Linked DNA regions of Homo sapiens: region 1 is linked to region 2. A link is a loop called in an ENCODE intact Hi-C map of the cell type or tissue named here. Cell type or tissue: natural killer cell. All regions are shown on one strand.

Region 1 (8,000 bases), 170 kb after region 2:
TTGGACTAAAGTAAATCCCTTCCCTAAATTCCAGAGTCATCATTGTCTGTACAATTAACATAATTAATCATGAACTCCTTTATGGCCTACTACTAGAACCATTACCTAAATGTTTAACTTTTTCTTTTTCTTTTTTTTTTTTTTGAGATGGAGTTTTGCTCTTGTTGCCCAGGCTGGAGTGCAATGGTGTGATCACAGCTCACCATAACCTCTGCCTCCCGGGTTCAAGTGATTCTCCTGCCTCAGCCTCTCAAGTAGTTGGGATTACAGGCATGTGCCACCATGCCCAACTAGTTTTGTATTTTTAGTAGAGATGGGGTTTCTCCATGTTGGTCAGGCTGGTCTTGAACTCCTGACTTCAGGTGATCCTCCTGCCTTGGCCTCCCAAAGTGCTGGGATTATAGGCATGAGCCACTGTGCCTGGCCAATGTTTAACTTTTCATATGTTTAAGTCTGGTTTCTTAACTAGACTATAAGCTCCTTAAAGGCAGAGACTGTTTATAATTGTTGGATTTCCTTTACATGGTCAGTAAGACTTTTTGCCTTAATTTCTGAGAAAGCAGTTACATTGGAGTAGTAACAACCCCTCGCTCCCCACTGCCCCCACCTCAGCCTTCCACAGTGCTGGGATTACCAGGTGTGAGCCACCGCGCCTGCCAGACCTTAAAATTTAGTAGAAGAAAAATGCATGTTCTAAGAGCTTTACAGATATTGATCCTCATAACAACGATGTAGCTACTAATATTATCCCCATGTTATAGATAAGGAAACTGAGTACAGAGAGAATAAGCAATTTGCCCAAAATCACACAGCTAGTAGGTGGTGAAGCCAGGAATCAAACCCAGACAGTAAAGCTCATAATAACTACACTGTTATTCAAGACAATATGTGTTAAATGCCATGAGAGATGTATAAGCTGCTACAGGAAATCAGAGAAAAACTTGCTTCTGAGCCAATCAAAAGGAGTTTCAGAGAGGTGTCATTTCAGCTGGGCTTATAAAGATGGATACAGTCTGTATATAAAGGCATTTGAGGCTAATCCCTTGAATCTCCACTCTGGGGTATTTACTCTACAAACCTCTCCCTTTTTTCTCTTTTTTAAAGCATGTAATCGTGTTTAAATCTACCCAATCTCTTAAAAAAAACAAACAAACAATCCTTTGATCATACAGCCCCTACTCATTTCATCGTAAGCCTTTATTAAAGAAGTCTGCCCTCATCATTTTCAACTTCCATATTTCCTACTCAGTTATCAGCTTTCTGCCTTCTGGAATCTGTACTCATTTCTCTCCTGAAATGGCTCTCACTGAGATCACCAATTACTATAAGACTGCTCATAGATATTTTTCAGGTTTTTTTAAGGTAGAGGGAAAATAATCAATATGAAAGGATATCTCAAAGGAGGCAGAATACAAATAAATCATAAAGCAAGGCCCAGGAGAGAAAGTGGAATCAGTAAGATAAAGGAGGGTACTTTATCAGCAATGAGGCAGAGAAATGAGAGCCCATATGAAGAAAATAATGTTGAAGGAGTTTCTGCTGGATGCCTCCAATTGGTTCAGTAAAGTGGGTTAAACTATCTACTATGGTTGGTGGTCGATTCAAAGTTTGAGAGTAGAAAAGGTCTATTCTATAGTCAGTAAGAAAGAAAAAAAAGGTGGGAAAAACATAGTAGAGAGAACAGGGCCAAAGGGATACAATGAATGTAGGCTTGGATATCAGACAGACCTGGGTTTAAATCCCAAATCTATATGTAACTAAGTGTCCTTGGGTGAGTCACCATACCACTCTGAGCCTCAGTTCCACCATCCATAAAGTGAGTAACATAATATTTCCCCAGGGATGCTAAGAGGACTGAATTAAATGAGATAGCTTATCTAAAGCGCTAATGGTCTTATTTGAGAACTTTCCCCAAAATGTTCAGCAAGCTAAATAGAAAAAAAGTATGACTGGAGGTTGGGAAGGTGGACATGCCAGAAGGTTAAGGGAGAAAGAATCTACAATTGTTTAAGAGGACACTGTAATCGCTGACTGTAGAGCTCAAGAAAACAAAAGTAAGAGGGTCTGCCAACTCAGAAGAATAGAGCTAGGCTAGAGATAGGAGGTCAAAATGAGGTCACAAAGCAGACTCAGGAGTGATAGCTGCAGATTGAGATAGAGGTTGTGGTCAGAGACGGGAAGCTCTTATTTCAAGATCTTGAAGGCAGAATAGTTCCAAACAAGAATGAGGTCCAAGTGTAGCTCAATCAAATGGTAATCAAAATATATAAACATTACTGTAAATTATGAATGCAATTTAAGACAGCTTTATGCAACATCTCCTGCTATACAACTTGTTATTTTTTGAGAATTAAAAGAAAATTGTATCTTTAAAGAAGGCAAGGGAAAAAGCATAAGGTAGGCATCACCTACCATATGCTAGGTGGATTTTTTAAATTGTGGTAAAATTTACCGTTTAATACATTTTTAGGTATATAGTTCAGTAGCATGAAGTATATTTACACTGTTGTGCAACTATCGCCACCATGCATCTCCAGCACTTTTTCATCTTCCCAAATTGTCTGCTAGATGGTTTTACACATTATTTCATTTAATCCTCACACAATTTACAACTCTATTTTTATTTTTATTTTTTTTGAGACAGAGTCTCACTGTTGCCTAGGCTGGAGTGCAGTGGCACAATCTCGGCTCACTGCAACCTCCGCCTCCCAGGTTGAAGCGATTGTCCTGCCTCAGCCTCCTGAGTAGCTGGGATTACAGGCACCCGCCACTACGCCCAGCTCATTTTTTGTATTTTTAGTAGAGATGGGGTTTCACCATGTTGGCCAGGCTGGTCTCGAATTCCTGACCTCATGATTCACCCGCCTCGGCCTCCCAAAATGCTGGGATTACAGTTGTGAGCCACCGCACCGAGCCTTCAACTCTATTTTTATAGATGAGGAAACCGAAGTTTTGAGAGGTTAAATGACTTCCTAAGATCACATAGCTAACAAGTAGTAAATCTAGGATTCGAATTAGGCCAAGCCCTTTCTATATCCTGTTGCCTCTATTTAGTGTTAGAAAAAGACCCAAAAAAGTTGCAAGGATACCACCTTTGCTTAATCCCTTTCACAGGAACTCAATATACTTTACAAACTATTTTCTTCTCCTTTGTGTAATTTTTCTAAGAACTAAACTCAACATTGTTTCTAGATCTTAACTATCTTAAAGGAACCTTAAATACCTTCCCTCATCCCCAATCTATAAAGAATGGTACCTGACACTGAAATAAACTAGATTCAAGATTCGATATAAAATTCCAGTTTGTTTTTGCTAGGTGCTGTTTTAGAAAGAATGAAGCACCAAGTTACATTGCTCTTTCTTTTCTGTCCTTTCTTAGATGAAATCCAAATTTCTTTCGTTTGAAGAGAAAGTGCCATTTCTCTTCCAGCTAAGTATTTTCTATTATCTTCCCACAATTTTTGTTGTCCTGAAGATAGTTGTGAAAGCTCAGTTTACAAAACAAAAATATGTAACCATCCTAGTTAAAGAATGCTTGTAAGCTGTTTCTTTATAAACATTTTCATCTTACTTTCACTAAGGTATAAATTAGATGATTGGTTTTCATTTTAGCAAAGTAAATCTAAAACTAGAAATAACTTATGCCAAAGAACTTAGTGGATATATGTACATATTTATATATATGTGCATATATATCACTTGGAATATGTATGTTATATGTAAACCAACAGAAGCAGCAGGTATGGTGAGAACTTTTCAAATCTATTTTGAGACATGTCAAACCCTGTTTCAGAAAGCTTTTATTCTGCATACCAAGCAACAGAGGTGGCTGTTCAGGAAGAGGTTATAGTTGTTCTGCAGAGGTTTTTGGCTTCCGCACCTCTGAGATTCTACTGTTTACTGCCAAGAAGCAACGTGTGAAATCCCCTACTCTGGACCAGATGATGGCGCTTTTAGCTCTGTCAGCATTAACCATTCACCCCAATTTCATCTTTAAAATCATAATTTGATTTTCCACATTTGTCCTTCTTAGATTTAAGATTTTAGATTACAATGCAGGAGACTTCCCACCTTCAAAGGCTTGTCAGAGCCTACATTTAGCCAAACAGGATTTATAACTGCAACTATATAATTACCTATGTGAGCACACTGTCTCAGAGCATCAAAACTCTATGTGGTCTGTTTCTGGCCACCAAGTGGGTGAAAAATTTCTAACTCACAAGATGAGAAGCATCACAGTGCGTCACGACCCAGACCATTCTAGGTCAATGTTTTGTCTCTAACAGGGTATCAGGAGACATTTTGTGAGAACCACTGTTAGTCTCCATGACATTACGGATCTACTCCAGATATTTTACATACCTTAAAGATGAGGAGCTAGAAAACCTCCAAGGCCCTTTCTGACTCCAAAACCTTATAAAAGTATGGAGGTAGAATTTATGAATTTGTCTAAATCTTAAATTTATTTAAACATCTATACCAATGAGGTAGTGAGCTTACTGTGATATAAAGATATTACTCTTATAAATTCTAAGGGATATTGTTTGGTTTTGGTATTATAAAATCTGGTAAATAAATTTACACAAGCATACCTTGTTTAACTGTGCTTTCCTTTACTGCGCTTTGCAAATACTGCATTTTTTACAAATTGAATGTTTGTGGTAACTGTGTCTGCCAGTCTGTCAGCACCATTTTTCCAACAAAATGTGTTCTCTGTGTCACAGTTTGGTAATTATCATATTTCAAACTTCATTATTATCTGTTATAGTAATATGTGGTAATTTTTGATGTTACTGTTGTAATTGCTTTGGGGTACCATGAACCAAGCCCACATAAAATGTCAAACTTAATTGATAAATGTGTGTGTTCTGACTGATCCACCAACCAGCTGTTCACCCATCTCGCTTCCTCTTCTCAGGCCTCCCTATTCCTTGAGACACAACAATATTGAAATTAGGCCAATTAGTAACTTTACAATGGAAGACTCACTGACATTGAATACTGCTTTTCCTTTAAATTTTTTTTTTTTTTGAGACTGCAACAAGACAAGACCTCTGTCTCTCTGAAAAGCTAATTTCTATTTATTTATTTATGATTTTGAGACAGAGTCTCGCTCTTCACCCAGGCTGGAGTGCAGTGGCACTATCTCGGTTCACTGCAACCTCTGCCTCTCGGGTTCAAGAGATTCTCGCACCTCAGCCTCCCGAGTAGCTGGGATTACAGGCGTGAGCCACCATGCCCGGTTAATTTTTGTATTTTTAGTAGAGACGGGGTTTTGCCATGTTGGCCAGGCTGGTCTCAAACTCCTGACCTCAGGTGATCCACCTGCCTTGGCCTCCCAAAGTGCTGGGATTACAGGTGTGAGCCACCACACCCAGCCTTTTTTTTTTTTAATTTATTGAGATGGAGTCTCACTCTGTTGCCCAGGCTGTAGTGCAGTGGCACCATCTCAGCTCACTGCAACCTCTGCCTCCTGGGTTCAAGTGATTCTCCTGCCTTAGCCTCCCAAGTAGCTGGGATTACAGGTGCATGCCACCACCTATTTTTGTATTTTTAGTAGAGATGGGGTTTCACCCTGTTGGCCAGGCTGGTCTTGAACTCCTGACCTCAAGTGATCCACCGGCCTTGGCCTCCCAAAGTGCTGGATTACTGGTGTTAGCCTCTGTGTCCAGCTGTAATCTAAGAGTCTATCAGTTGTGAGATCCATTTCAATTGCACAGATGTTAAAAATGTAAAAATGTATGCAACTTAGAATAAATAAAATGCACTACTAAATGCAAAAAAAAAAAAACCCAAAAACCAAAAAACAACAGCAACAGCAACAACAACAAAAAAACCCTTACAATGGCCTCTGAGTGTTCAAGTAAAAGGAAGAGTCACACTTTCTTTCACTTTAAATCAAAAGCTAGAAATGATTAAGCTTAGTGAGGAAGGCATGTCAAAAGCTGAGACTGGCCAAAAGCTAGGCCTATTTTGCCAGTACGCAAGTTGTGAATGCAAAAGAAAAGTTCTTAAAGGAAATTTAAAATGCTAGTCCAGTGAACACAAAAAAGCAAAACAGCCTTATTGCTGGTATAGAGAAAGTTTTAGTGGTCTGGATAGGTTAAACCAGCTACAACATTCCCTTAAGCCTAATCCAGAGCAAGGTTCTAACTCTCCTCAATTCTGTGAAGACTGAGAGAGGTGAGGAAGCTGCAGAAGAATAGGTAGAAGATAGCAAAGTTTGGTTCATGAGATTCAAGGAAAGAAGCCATCTCCACAACATAAAAGTGCAAGGTGAAGCCACAAGTGCTGATGTAGAAGGTACAGCAAGTTATCCAACAGATCTAGCTAGGAGCACTGATTAAGATAGCTACACTAAACAAATTTTCAATGTAGACAAATCAGCCTTATATTGGAGGAAGATGCCATCTAGGGATTTCATAGCTATAGAGGAGAAGTAAATATGTGGCATCAAAGCTTCAAAGGACAGGATGACTCTCTTGTTAGGGGCTAACGTAGCTGGTAACTTTAAGTTGAAGCCAATGCTTATTTATTATTCTGAAAATCCTAGGGCCCCTAAGAATTATGCTAAATCTACTCTGCTTGTGTTCCATAAATGGAACAGCAAAGCCTAAACGACTGCACATCTGTTTACAGCATGGCTTACTGAATATTTTAAGCCAACTGTTGAAACCTACTGCTCAAAAAAAAAAAAAAGATTCCTTTCCAAATATTACTGATTATTAACAATGTACCTAGCCACCCAAGAACTCTGATGCAAATGTACAAGATTAGTGTTGTTTTCATGCCTGCTAACACAATATCCATTCTGCAGCCCATGGGTCAAGGAGTAATTTCAACTTTCAAGTCTTAAGACATACATTTCCTAAAGGTATAGTTGCCATAGAGTGATTCCTCTGATGGATTTGGGCAAAGTAAATAGAAATCCTTCACGAAAGGATTCACCATTCTAGATGTCATTAAGAACATTTGGGAGTGGGCACAGTGGCTCATGCCTGTAATCCCAACACTTTGGGAAGCCAAGGTGCGTGGATTACTTGGGGCCAGGAGTTCGAGACCAGCCTGGCCAACATGGCAAAACCCCCATCTCTACTAAAAATACAAAAATAAGCCGGGTGTGGTGGCGCATGCCTGTGGTCCCAGCTACTTGGGAGGCTGAGGCATGAGAATCGCTTGAGCCTGGGAGGTAGAGGTTGCAGTGAGCTGAGATTTCGCCACTGAACTGAGGAGGCAGAGGTTGTAGTGAGCCAAGATCGCGCCACTGCACTCCAGCCTGGGTGACAGAGTGAGACTCTGTCTGAAAAAAAGAAAAAAGGAAAAAAAAAAAAAGAACATTTGGGATTCATGGGAGGAGGCCAAAATATCAACATTAACAAGTGCTTGGAAGAAGTTGATTGTAACCCTAATGGATGACTTTGAGGGGTTCAAGACTTCCGTAGAGGTAGTCACTATGGATATGGTGGAAATAGCAAGATAAGAATTAGAAGTGGAGCTTGAAGATGTGACTGAATTGCATCAATCTCATAATCCAACTTGAACGGATATACAGCTGCTTCTTATGGATAGGCAAAGAAACTGGTTTCTTGAGATGGAATCTACTCCTGATGAAGGTGCTGTCAACATCGTTGAAATGGTAACACAAGATTTAGAATATTCCATAAACTTAGCTGATAAGCAGCAATGAAGTTTGAGAGGACTGACTTCAATTTTTTTTTTTTTTTGAGACACGGTCTTGCTCTGTTGCCAAGGCTGGAGTGCAGTGGTGTGATCTAACTCACTGCAACCATGAACTCCTATGCTCAAGTGATCTTCTAGTCTCAGCATCCCAAGTAGCTACAAGGACTACAGTTGTGTGCCACCACACCCAGCTAATTTTTTATTTTTTAAATACTTTGTAGAGATGGGTCCCTCTATGTTGCCCAGGCTGGTCTCAAATGTCTTGTTTAAGTGATCCTCCTGCCTTGCCCCGCAACAATGCTGGGATTACAGGCATAAGT
Region 2 (8,000 bases):
AAGCAAGGAAGATGATTGTCATGATTTTTATTTAAATAATTTTTACTATAAAAAGTTTATATTCCATTTAAGAAAACAGGAAAATAAAGAGAATAGAAAAAAGAAAAATAATTATAATATTCGGGAAGAAAAGCAGACTACTCAGTTGTATCTGTAATACGATTATAATTTTTGTTAAATAATAGAGCAAGAATACTTGAAAGTTGTTTTACAGAGTTTTATTCTTTTCTTATCAGATATATGTAGCATAATTTGTAATATAGTCTTATTTATATTATTATTTATAATATACAAATAATATAGCATAATTTCTTATACGTTTATATTTAAAACTCAGAAACCCTCATTTGGAGCATTCTCCCATTCTTGCTGCCCAAATGAACAGGTAAAGAGTGCAAATTAAAAGATTGTTCCAGCTGGGCATTGTGGCTCATGCCTGTAATCCCAGCACTTTGGGAGGCTGAGGCAAGTGGATCACGAGGTCAAGAGTTCAATACCAGCCTAGCCAACATGGTAAAACCCCGTCTCTACTAAAAATACAAAAATTAGCTGGGCGTGGTGGTGCATGCCTGTAATCCCAGCTACTCGGCAGGCTGAGGCAGGAGAATCGCTTGAACCCGGTAGGTGGAGGTTGCAGTGAGCAGAGATCACGCCACTGCACTCCAACCTGAGCAAAAGAGCAATACTTCATCTCAAAAAAAAAAAAAAAAAAAAGGTTGCTCCACAGTCTTGCGTGGTAGGTACCAGTATTCCGACTTTACAGGTGAGAAACAGGCTGAGAGTTGAGCTAACTTATCCAAGGTCTCAAAGCTGGTACTAGCAGAACAGAGATTGACAATCACATCTTACTAGCTTTTGAATGCCTGAACTCTTTTTTCCCTTCCTGGTATCATCATGGTGAGAATCAAATGAGGCAAACATAGAAATGTATTCTGGAAATGGGGGTATTGCCCCTCCCTGGGGTTTCAGGATCACCCACTTTTCCCATGCCGTCCCACAAAGGACAGAGATCATAATTGTAAAGCTTTGTGAAAAAATAAACAAGATACTGGTAATATCCTGTTACAATTTTCTTTTTGAAAATGTCTCAGCCAGGCACAGTGGTTCACGCCTGTAATCCCAGCATTTTGGGAGGCTGAGGCAGGAGGATCATTTGAGGCCAGGAGTTTGAGACCAGCCTAGGCAACATAACGAGACTCCATCTCCACTTTTTTTTTTTTAATGTCTCAAATCTTCTGTTGTAGGGAAATTCTGATCTATGAGAGGCTGCTTGAAATAAATGGGCTACTGGCCAAGGCTTGGAAATGTTTGTGGTATGAGAAGGTCAGTTGTTATTTGGCATCGACAGATACATTATTATTGCTATTTAGAAACAATTAGTTTCTAAATATTTGAAACAATTAGTTTCAAATTATTGAAAAGGCAGTAAATGTAAAATTATTCCTTTGGAAAGACCCTATTTATAGAAAATTGTGCCTCAGGTATACATTTTGCTTACCATTAGATCTATTTCAATTCCAAAGGAATATATGGAGGGAGAGGGAGTATTTGTAGCTTCTAAAAATGTTCATGGAGGGGTGGCTTATTCTCTTTGCCCTTAGTTTAATAGAAGCAAGAGGTAGTTTGGAGTAGCAGGAAGTCAGAGATGGGTTCATTGTATCGTTATTTCTAGTCCTAGCTCTTCACTGTCCTTGGCAAGGTTCTTAACCTCTCTGGGTTCCCCTCTTCTTACCTTTCTCCTATTCTTCCCCAAGTGTGGGAGTCACACTTCAACACTATACACCCGGGAGTGTTGTGTTGTTAAAAAGTATTGTTAAATACTTTTTAAACGTGTTGAATACTTGTTAAATACTTTTTAAATGTGTATTTATTTATTTGAGTTAGTACTACATACACATGGTTCAACATGTAAAAGACATAAAGGGAAATTCAGTGCCATCTCCCTCCCACCTGCTCCTTTCTGCGTGTCCCTGTTCCAGTTCTCAGTTTTCTTTTTCAAACTCAGAAATCCCAAGAGTCTGTGAAGGGCAAATGAAAAGCAAAATGACTAGACTAAATCTGAATGAAAGGGATTTATTCTAAGGTGATACTGCTCACTGCTCAAGGTGCTTATCTGCCCCCTTCATGGGCTCCCTCAAGTTTTCTGAGACTTCAAACAGCAACACTCAACTAAACTATAAAATAGTCACAGCACCTTTTCGAGAAATTTTGACTTTGAACTTGCTAATATGCAAAGGAAATAGTCCAACCATTTCTCTAGAACTTGGTTGATAAGAAATTTTATTTTGTCCCATTTATAATTTTATTCTAAAAATTTGTTTTTTTCTGCTATCGAGTAGGAGAGAAGGGAATAAGGGAAAGATTTGTTTTTGCACTACTGTGAGATTTTTATACCTTAGGCCAGGACAAAGCACACAAGAAATAAAATATTAACAAAATGTCCTTAATTTTCCTTTCTGACCAAAATTGCTTGCCTCTGCATTTATATATAAAGAAGGGATGTGTTGAGCAAATGAAGGAGGACAGCTAGGCAGACAAGATTTGCCCAGCGCCTGGCATACAATAGGGGCACAGGTCATTGCTTAACAAAACGTATAATTTATTAATACATGCTCGAAGCACTGCTATACTAACCAAATATTCCCTGCAAAATTTTAAATTTACAGTGCAAAATAAGAATAATTTAAAAACTGTTTCTAGAAAAAGAGCTTTAAGGGCTTCCCCCCCCATAACAATTTAAGATTAACCTAGAACATGGTAGTTATTTTGCAAGAACTGGGGAGCACCACTCTCTTCTCCTTGTGCATGTCTGACATTGGAGGCCTATTGTGCACGAAGTTGTGATCAAAATCCAAGTCAATTCATTTTGAAAAGTAACATGACTACAACATCCATCCACTCCAATGAGCAAAGGGTGTAGGCTTTGAGTATACACAGCAGGCCACACACTATGGGTCATGGCATACAGTCTAGCGTTGGAGGTTGCTGCATTTGTTCATGTATCTATGAGTTAGGTTTTAAGTTTTTTCCCCCTGTTCTATTAATATAATTAATTAGTTAATTAACCCCACTCATTCATTTACTCAGTCCACAGCCTTTTGTTAAGAGCCCGCCTAGGACATAAAGATGAAGATCCAGTGCCTACCCTCATGAAACATAGAATCCGAGCGAAGAAGGCTTACTTTGCAATAGTCATCCAAGTGGTGCTTTTATGGCGCTTTACTGCTCCCGCCAACACCCAGTGCCTGGGTATGACCTCAGGCGGTGGCAGAGCCCGCGTGCGAGGTCCCGCTCTCCCTGGCTTGCCCCGGCAGGGCGGAGTCAGCCTAGCAGCCGCCGGCGCTGCCCCCGCGCGGCCTTTAATTTTGCAGCTCCGACCACCGGAAATTAGTCGAAGGCTGAGCGGACCCGGTCGAGAGCCGGCGAGCTCCGCGCAGGGAGGGTGCGCCCACCGGTCCCGCCGGGCGCCCGCGGGACGCGCCGCCAGGGCCCTCTCCGCCGGGGGCTCGGCGCTCGCCCACCTCTTCCAAATTTAACCATTACCTAAATCCGAAGGGAAATGAGCAAACCTCTCGGATTGGGTGTCAAGGTATTTTCAGCCTCGTTGGGCGTATTTATCCCCAAGTGTTTCCACAACAAGCTATTTCGGGGCCTGCGGGGCAGGTTTCGCTCTGCGGACGCCGTGGCCACTCGCCGGGCTCCAGGCCGGCGGCACCGCGGGCCGGTGATTCACGGTCCCGACCCGGGGGTGGTGCAGCCCTAGGAGGCGGCGGGGTCGGGGGTGGGGGGGGCGGGTGACCGAGGCCTGAGGGGCGGGGAGGGTCCTCGGAGCGGGGCGCCCCCCACCCCTCTCTCGCCAGTCAATCTGTGTCCTCAATCTGTGGCTTCTCTCGCTGCGGAAGTCTCCCTGGAGCCAAGAATAGTTCATTTTCTTTCAAGTCATTTCTAGTGCCTAAGTGTCCGGACCTCCAATTTCCCCCATCCCCTGCCGACCCACAGGGAGAGAACTGGGAGGACTACTAAGGGGCGCGCGGGACGGGCTGGAAAGGCCAGGCCCCCCACCGCCTGGCCACTTGCGCAAAGGAGCGCGCCCGGCCGCCCGACGGGGGTTGGGAGCAGGTCTGGGAGGGCTATGCGAGCGACTCAGTAACGCTCAGGAAGTGAAGCTTGTGGTTTTGGGGGCTGAGCTCGGAAGGAGAATTTTTTTTTTTTTTAAGTCAGAGAGATAGAGCGGTCTCTCCCGAAAGCAAGATTCCGTTTGAAAACTCTCCTAGCGCGGTGCCCGCGCCGTGACTCCGCAGGTAGGTCCGCCGAGCCTGTTCTGCGCCTCCTGCCCTGGTGGGGGCGGCCGCGGGGACTCGCAGAGCACTGGCACTGCGGGGGCGATCAGAGGGCGCGGGCGGTTTCCCACCTGCTGCGGACCGCCGTGCGGGAGCCCAGAGAGCTCCGGCAGCTGGGTTAGGGCGCGACCCGCGCAGTGTGACTGGAAATCTGGAGCTGGGGGCGCGCAGCAGGCGGTCTGGTGGTTCGGCAGGGGAGCCAAATCCACCAGGGAAGGAAACATCTGGTGGGGAGGCGGCGGCAGCTGCGCTCGGGAGGACGCCCCCTTAGCGCCCTCGGCTCCCTCCTTCCTGGGCCCGGACGGTGAGGAGAGGCCTGAGCGCGCGGAGGGGCCGCCCCACCTCCCGCGCCAGCTGCAGCGCGGGGTTGCCTTCCCACGCGCTCGGCCCAGGCCCCGGGGCCCCTATCTCCTCCAAACTCTGTCGCTCCCCACAGGAACCAGCAAAGCGGGCCGGGGTGCGAGAGAGGCGTGGGCTTACAGCCCGGGTGGGGAGGCGGCCTCCGCGTCCGCCTGGTCTCTGGTGGCGCCAGCCCAGACCCAGCTCCGGCGCTGACAGTTACCCCGCCCCCATCTGTCCCGCTCCCAGCCAACGTGGGTCCAAGCTGCAGCGGGACCCTCGGGACAACGCCACTCCGTTTTTCTTTTCTTCCGAGTTTCGTGGCTGTTTAAAGAATTGGGTTTGGGGTTTGTGGCGTCTAATTGTACGGACGAGAAGTGCAGGAAGCGACAAAGCTCTAGCCCTAGGAGCCACCCCGGAGGGAGGCGGATGGCACTCTCACCCCTAGGGGCATTCTGGCGCTTGGGTAGCGGGAAACTTCGCGGGAGCCCCGCGACACGTCCCAGGCGTCTTTTCTCCCAGGTCTATTCCCATTCCTCCGGAGAAGGGGACACAATGGGGCTGGGGATCTGGAGCAGGGGGCCTGCACCCTACAGGGACCAAGGCCTGTAGGACTCGTTTGAGCTGAGAGCGCCAACGGACAGACGTAGACTGTGTGGCCTGCATCTTGCCTAGGAAGCCGAGGGGCTCCTAGTCCGGCAGTGGAAACAGCGCGAAGCCGGAGGACTGCAGGTCCTGCCCCGGCCCAGAGTTCCCAGCACCCTCGTTTCTGAACCAGCCGAGGCCACGGAGAACTGCTGTACTGCAGCTCACGTGTGAACCCGGTCACCATCGCCTTCACCCCGGGAGGAAGGCAGATTCGTTTACTCCAGACCACCTCGACTGTGGGGTACCGCCCCCGGAGCCGGCTGGAGCCTAGCGGCAGGCGCAGCCACGCCCTCCCGCTGCGCTCAGATTTCGACCTGGTATTAGGTGAACTGATTGGGGGTTAATGAGAGCGACGCCCCGGGCAGCTAGTTCCCTCCCGGGCCCGGGCCCGACCCCCGCTCTCTGCTAATGCAGCCTGCGCGCTCTGGCGTCCTGTCTTTTTTGTCTGCTAAATTGTCGGTGCACTACCGACTCGGGACACCTAGCATTTCCCAGTCAACGTTCGTGGATCGGGCTCCACCTCCCTAGGACAAGATTTTTTGGTGAGCAGAACGGAAAGTGCTTTTTTCCCGGGACCTGATTCCCGAGGTTAGGTCTCCATGGTCTGGGATGGCTCGCCGCAGCCTCGACCGGTGCCCGCCGCAGCCGGGAGTCCAAGGGCAAAGTTTCTCCTACGTGGGGCACTAGTGAGGGGCGAGTGGGATCACCCAGATGCGAGTTTCTCCTGGGGCGGGGGTTGGTCGTCTGTTGTTCCCCTCACTTTCCTGTCCCTTTGCTCTCCCACCTCCTTTCTCTGGCCTCTGCTGTCCCCAATCCCTCTGCTGCTGTCCTCCCGCCGCCCCACAGTTTTATCTTGTGTTCTGTTCCCCCCTCCCCCCGGTCCTTTCACTCCAGTTGGTAGCTGGCTCTTGGAGGTCTTGGCTCCTTGCCCCTTCCGGGTCCTCGACCACTGGGCATCCCCGGCCCCTAAACCGATCCGCGTGTCCCCGCCCTCCCTCGCCAGCCGTAAAGCACAGCCAGGCAGGCGATGAGTAGCTGAGTTGGGGTAACCCACCCGATGGGAACTACAGCTCTCCAGGGAGTTTGATTGCCGGAGCGAGCTTCGCTAGGAAAGGGGAGGAGCTGGGGGGCGTGGGCAGGGAGGAGGAAAGGGGCCTGAGACAGGGCCCCGGGACAGGTTTTACCGCTGAGCTGTGTCAGTGGCGGCGGCGGCAACGACGGCGGGTTCGCGCCACCTGTCCAAGTGCCACCTGGTAAGCGCGGCGCAGCAGGGTCAAGCCCCTCCTCCCGTGGGCCCTCTGCGCGCCTCCCTGGCCCGCGCTCTCCCTCCGCCTGGGTGCCCAGTCCGCCGCACCGGAGAGTACTGACCCACGTCTCCACCTGGTTTTCTTTCCCTCTCAGGTCTCCTCCGGGCTGGGGCTGAGCAAGCCCTCGGAGTGACCGTGGGTGACAGCGGCTCCAGGGACTCTTGGGGCGCAGTGGGGAAAGTGCCGGACCACCATGCCGCGCTCATTTCTCGTCAAAAGCAAGAAGGCTCACAGCTACCACCAGCCGCGCTCCCCAGGACCAGACTATTCCCTCCGTTTAGAGAATGTACCGGCGCCTAGCCGAGCAGGTGCGAGGCGCGCGCGGGCCAGGCGGGGCTGCTCCCCCGGATGCCTACTGCACCTCGGCACACCATTAGTCCGGAGCTGGGAGGGGCTGCCCCAACGTCCCTTTTGCTGCTGTTTTTGTTTCCTACTGTCCTGGTTCCTCCGGGTTTGTCTCCTAGGTGCCATGGCCTCTCTGCGCCTGCCCTCGGATCCGAGAGGGTTCCCGGCCGGGGTCTGGGTGGAGAGGGGAAGACGCTCGGCTGCCCTGGTCGGGGGATTGGGGGAGCCTTCAGCACCCTCAGACTCAACCGGTCCCAGCCTGAGCCCCTCACCTGCCTCCTCTTTGCAGACAGCACTTCAAATGCAGGCGGGGCGAAGGCGGAGCCCCGGGACCGTTTGTCCCCCGAATCGCAGCTGACCGAAGCCCCAGACAGAGCCTCCGCATCCCCAGACAGCTGCGAAGGCAGCGTCTGCGAACGGAGCTCGGAGTTTGAGGACTTCTGGAGGCCCCCGTCACCCTCCGCGTCTCCAGGTAGGAACCCACTGGGAACCTCTTGGGCGGGAGCTGCAGGGACCCGGCAGTGCTGGGGGGGAATTGGCGCGACCTTGGGCGTAGAAATGCTAACGGGGAGTTGGAGAGTCTTTCCGGGAGAAGGGAGCTGATTCGTAGGGGAAGGAGGCATCCGGCTTCTCTGGGACTTGGACAGCTTGCCCGCTGGGGCTGCTGCCTCCATCCCAGGCGGCAGGACCCTAGCTGCTTGTCGCTTAGATTCGTTTGCGCGGAGCTGGCCAGTGACGGAAAACAAACCAGTCGTTTCGACTGGCGGCAACGCTGACCTTTCATTTTCTGACCAGACCTGACTGTTTTATAAAGTGCTAGGATCCTGCAATCTAGACCCCCAAACCTCAAACAGAGAACAGGGCAGAACGGGCCAGGCAGAGGAGCTAGGCGCTGGGCGGCAGGGAGGGGGCAGGACGAAAATCTCAGCCCGCGGCTTGGTCTTCACAGGCGCAGATTGGGGGCCTGTTTCATTTTTCGTTTTGCCGGGTTAACCTAGCCTCAGGGGCCTGCTCTCTGGGT

The links. Peaks named below come from ENCODE experiments on the same cell type or tissue, not always from the same donor. Only the 100,000 strongest peaks of a DNase experiment are listed, where the experiment ranks them.
Region 1: it touches region 2 in a loop (6-fold over the local background); 16 of 110 quality-filtered maps call a loop at or near these places.

The regions. Positions count from the first base shown.
Region 1 is chr1:92,312,143-92,320,142 of GRCh38, reverse strand. All of the region lies in intron 6 of RPAP2 (RNA polymerase II associated protein 2), which reads right to left. It also overlaps a transcript of GLMN not described here. Among named protein-coding and RNA genes, the nearest start is that of RPAP2, 17 kb to the right of the region's middle. RefSeq lists a silencer at 1,957-2,251. In natural killer cell, no CTCF peak of the experiment used is centred here; DNase peaks (open chromatin) are centred at 2,132, 3,892 and 4,232; H3K27ac peaks cover 4,968 bases.
Region 2 is chr1:92,482,315-92,490,314 of GRCh38, reverse strand. It overlaps GFI1 (growth factor independent 1 transcriptional repressor), which reads left to right and starts at 3,390. Exons shown (of 7, transcript NM_005263.5): 1 at 3,390-3,589; 2 at 6,729-6,942; 3 at 7,269-7,451. The coding sequence starts at 6,828. RefSeq lists enhancers at 3,184-3,233, 4,134-4,283, 4,206-4,806, 5,407-6,007, 6,608-7,207 and silencers at 3,354-3,563, 3,654-3,763, 4,384-4,433, 4,634-4,813, 6,594-6,723 and 1 more. In natural killer cell, a CTCF peak has its summit at 4,351; DNase peaks (open chromatin) are centred at 3,284, 4,314, 5,104, 5,614 and 5 weaker places; H3K4me3 peaks cover 4,916 bases; H3K27ac peaks cover 3,137 bases.